2 separate regions of the Homo sapiens genome follow, and region 2 is linked to region 1. The links are chromatin loops, found by intact Hi-C in ENCODE. Cell type or tissue: endothelial cell of umbilical vein. All regions are shown on one strand.

What was found. Peaks named below come from ENCODE experiments on the same cell type or tissue, not always from the same donor. Only the 100,000 strongest peaks of a DNase experiment are listed, where the experiment ranks them.
Region 2: it touches region 1 in a loop (2.9-fold over the local background); 7 of 110 quality-filtered maps call a loop at or near these places.

Annotation. Positions count from the first base shown.
Region 1 is chr15:99,342,479-99,344,978 of GRCh38, forward strand. The region is part of intron 6 of LRRC28 (leucine rich repeat containing 28); the gene reads left to right. Among named protein-coding and RNA genes, the nearest start is that of LINC02244, 59 kb to the right of the region's middle. In endothelial cell of umbilical vein, a CTCF peak has its summit at 1,547; DNase peaks (open chromatin) are centred at 1,633 and 1,723; H3K27ac peaks cover 920 bases.
Region 2 is chr15:99,754,954-99,757,453 of GRCh38, forward strand. No RefSeq gene overlaps it. Among named protein-coding and RNA genes, the nearest start is that of LYSMD4, 23 kb to the left of the region's middle. In endothelial cell of umbilical vein, a CTCF peak has its summit at 1,052 (motif pointing left); a DNase peak (open chromatin) is centred at 1,058.

The DNA of each region.
Region 1 (2,500 bases):
TTAGCACCTACTTCATAGCACGATTGTGAGAATAAGATCCATAAAACACATATCACTTACAAATACCACATAAGTATACAGTCAATATGAACTGTTTTACTCTGTAACTAGACTGTAAGGAAGTGTAGGAACTGTGTGTCTTCATGTTTGGACCCCAAGCATTGAGCACAGTGCCCAGCCCATTCCTTGTGATCTTTTTGTTACCTGAACTGTGCAAGAGAAATAGAGATTCTGCAGCATGAATATTTAAACCCACAGCAAAGGAAGCCTGCAGTCATTCAAATTCATTAAAATCTATTTATTTTAATTTAACAGTTGATGATCTACCATGTGTAAAGTTATCTTATTAAATTATAATTCACTGTGAAGTCTTATTTTGTAAAAGGTGAATAGAAAGACAGTGACTTTGTAAGAGAGTTAATGGAGTCTGTGTGTTTGTGTGTATTTAAAGAAGCTAGCACTTAAAAATTTATTACTCTGAGAAAGTGGTTGAAGGGTTCTCTTTGTAAAAAGCATCATGTAGGTAATTTAAATTCATTTTAAGAATTATTTTGGAATACACTGTAAATTATTCTGAATTTATTACTAAGAAGCCCACATTTTATAGTATTTAAAGCATTGTAATTATGACTAATAATATCTCTGATTTATTGAACTATGATAATTGGTTTAACATTGATAGAGCATTCCAAATAATTTATTTTGATTGATTGCTTTGATGTTGTTGTTTCTTTTGCCCCATCATTTTGTTGATGAGAATATACCATTCACCTTTTGATAAAATAAATGAATTTCATACTGGTCAGCATGAAGTAAACACAGATCCTGTTCTGTCCTCTCCTGTGCTGTCATTCCATGCTTGCTTTTACAGTATGGTTAAAAGGGCAGTAGCCTGAATACACAGGAGCTTTTTGTTCCATTTTCAGCCATGTGGACTGTGTATGCCAGAGCCTTGAGGTTATAAGCAAACAAACAAACAGAATTGGAGCTTGTGCAGGACTCCTAGATTTTGCTAATTTCTAAGTCAGAAACTTTGATCTGTGAGTTTGGAAGAAAAAAAGGAAATATTTTGGACACAATACAGTACTTTAAAAAGCCACATGAAAAAGTTCTTTGTGGCTGTAGCATCTGTACGACGGACAGCTTCCTTGCGTTATAGATTTTACATACTGAGCAATTTTGCACAGGAACTTTAAAAATATTATTGCGTGATGTATCTATTGTAAGGTATCGGTGCATTAATAGTAATTAAAGGAAGAAAACAAACCGCCCCAGTGGTTAGTACACGAGTGATCTCTTCCAAAGTTAATTATTGAGTGAAGGGTTTTTTATCTTAAGAATATAAGAAACATCTCAAAGCCTTTTCATGAAGTACACGTTCGTATTTCAGCCTCATAATGATTACGAATGCCATTCCATTGTGCTTGGGGGTTTTTGCCAGCCGACTGCCTTCTGGCCAGGTTCACGCTCTCAAGAGGCCATCACAGCATCGCCTTTACAGCCTGTGACCTTGCCCGGCGCTGCGGTGTCCTGGCCTCCCCACCAGGCTGTGCTGTGCCAACTAAAACAGCAGAGCTGCCTGGTTCTCTTCATCATCCTGCTGGTTCTCTTCATCATCCCACACTGTTTTGTGATCTCCTCTTTGTATTCAGAAGCAAGAGGTAAAAGACTAAGATGTATCGAGTACCAATTATTTTGCCAGGAATAAAGCTGGGCACTATATACGTTGTTTAATCTTCATAACAGGTCTGTGAGAAAGGTACTCTTATCCCCTTGTTGCACTGGAGGAAGCAGGCTCAGAACATTTCATTTCCCTTCATGTCAGGAAGCAGTTAGTAAGTGAGGAAGCAGGATTCAGACTCAGTTCTGACTCCATCACCCACTGCATTGTCTAATTTCAGTACTGCCACTCCCCACTCTATATCAGATTGTGTATTTGGAAAGTTTAAGTGTCTGTATTACATACTCATGTCCATGAGGCATTATGCTGGCTAATGTATAATACATCTGAACAGAGCAGATACTGATTTTCTTTCAGCTTTAACATAAAATAGTCTATTTCATGGTGGGCATATATAAAAAACTACCTTCCTCAGAATAGCCAGGAGGTGCAAACTGAATTATGTGGAATATTGAAAAGCTAAGACAAGATCTGAACCTAATAGCATTTTTAAATTATCAACTCATTTTTTCCTATAAAATTAACATAGGGAAAGAAGACTAAACTATGTAAGAAGTAGCAAGTGTCAGCTCTTATTTAACTGTATTGTATGATCTTTGCATGTCACCTCATTTAATTTGCATAAGCTCTTTTTGCAGTATAGAGAAAAGAGGTGCTTCCTCTGTCATGTCCCATTTTGTGCCCTTGGTTTGAGGGGATGAATCATTGTCTCTAGAGGCCGCTGCCTCCAACTCTTCTCTGTGCAATTAAAGTATAGAAAAGTGTTACTACCATTTGCTGCATGCCAAAGAGAATTCTCTCTTAACTGGCCTTCTTCTA
Region 2 (2,500 bases), 410 kb after region 1:
GGCTGTACAGGAAGCGTAGTGGCTTCTGCTTTGGGGGAGGCTTGGGAAGCTTCCAAACATGGCGGAAGGCAAAGAGGGAGCAGGCGTCTTGCATGGCAGGGACAGGACCAAGAGTCGGGGTAGGGGGAGGTGCCAAATTTTTACTGACCACATCTCATGAGAACTCATTCACTATCAGGAGGCCAGTACCAAGGAGATGGTGCTATAGACATGTAGTATTTTAAACAAGAGAAGCTTTATTATGAAGAATTATTGGCCGGGCGCAGTGGCTCATGCCTGTAGTCCCAGCACTTTGGGAGTCGGAAGCAGGTGGATCACCTGAGGTCAGGGGTTCGAAATCATCCCGGCCAACATGGTGAAACCCCATCTCTACTAAAAATACAAAATTAGCCGGGCATGGTGGCACATGTCTGTAATCCCAGCTGCTTGGGAGGCTGAGGCAGGAGAATCACTTGAACCTGGGAGGTGGAGGTTGCACTGAGCCGAAAGCATGCCATTGCACTCCAGCCTGGGCAACAAAAGCAAAACTCTGTCTCGAAAAAAAAAAATTATTAAGCAATGAGAAGAACATAACTACAAGGTACAATGGAAAGCTAAAAGGTATCTTAGGCCTGAGGAAGAGTGATTTAGGAAAGACAAACTTGGATACCTCCCCAGGGCTTGGGTTCAGGCCTTGGAGGTTGGAGAAGGTGCGATTGCTGTTCACTGGATGACACAGAAGGTCGTTGGTTTGCCCAGACCAGATGTGATGCACATTCACTAGGCCAGCAAGAAGTCCCTCTTCAGGGGGCAGTTGGACTGCAACTGGGCAGGTGTACAGAAGGCATTGGTGTGCTGCTGATGACAACTGGAATATGCATGTCCACATTGGGAGGGCTCTAGGAAGGGGGTTGCTAGGCTGGACTGGGATGGCAAGGTTGCCGAGGGCGCACACATTTTAGCCACATGGTAGGAACTATCACCAGTTGTCTTCACACATGCTCTGCTGACCAAGGGTGCAGCCTCCGGAACCAGCAGAAGCCCTCTTCCTCCTGCAATGTCACTCTATCGCCCTCTACCGATAAATTTTAACAATGTAGTCACTGTTCCGGAGAAATGCTTAAAGGAATCCCATTCATTAGCACAGAGCAAATATTGAAGAATGAATTTAAAGCTGAGAGGCAAGAAATTGATAAATATAACAGAATCTAGGAAATCATATTGGAAAAAGATTGTATAATTGAAAGTCATCTGCCTTCTTGTCCCTGGAGTAGTACAATGAGGCAGTAAATGTTCAGCACTACTGTTTAAATTTTAATTCTGTCATAACTGGACTGCTAATAGCTAACAGTTTAGTGCCAGTTACCTTTAAAAATGGTTTATAGGCATGAACCTATCAAATGCTCACTATAAGCTTTTGAGTTAAATACCGTTATTATGCACACCTGAGGAAACTGACACATACATTTTATTTACCATAAATTCCCATCAGACCAATAGCAACAATCTTTAAAACCACCTGCTAGTGAAGGTTTGAGGGAGAGATAGTGGTCTACCTGGATTAATGTCATGATAGTTTTGATAAAATTCAACCTCTGTACACTTATAAAAAATCTCAAAACTTAAGCATTGGTCCAGGGAGCAGTTATTGGTAAAGTTAAATTCATCACATCAAAGCCAATTAATTTTTTATTTTTTATTTTGAAAAATGAAAAGTAACTTGAGAGATTATTTGTACTTTATCGTCTCAAAGAAGTCGATATCTAAAAATCTAATCTTTCTGTGATAGTTATAATAGGGAAGTACCATTTTGTTTTTTGTTCGTTTTGGGAAGAGCTACGGGAACAGAGAACTGCAATCCCCATAGTAGAATGGTTGAGTTTTTGTTGGTATTTTGCTAACAGATATTTCTTGCTTTCAGTTCTATACAGAATAATAAATCATGAAGCTAGACTTTTTGTGTCATATGGTGAGGTAATACATTGAGGAAGAACACCTTGGGAAAAAAGGTTAATGTAAAAAAGAATTCTTTTTTCATTGTCTTTTATTCCTAAAGGATTATTAGAGCTTCATTCTTAGCATTGATCAGGGTATAAAGAAACCCTAATGTCATTTTATTTTCAAAAAGAAACCCCTCTTTTTGCCTAATGAGCCCAACCATATCTAACAGAAATGCTTCTGTGACATCAGTGGGCCTTCCTTGTCAAGAGGCCAGGGTCACCACAGCAGTGTCCATCTTCCTTGCCGAAAATGGAACAAAGAACGCGAGAAAGAATGATGGTATTCAGCTGATGGAGAAAGGCCAAAATGTCCCAACAAAGGTGATACCATTAAAAAACGGACAACAATGCTTGAACACTCAGAAAACTTCCTGACAAAGAAGGTCCTTTGGGAAAATTGTCTCTTTTTAGCATAGTATTTTTGCTATGAAAATGAAGAGATGACAGCTCTATTATTTAATCAACTTGGCCCAGATATTTAATTCTGAAGAAAAATCAATATTATACAAAAACAAATGTAT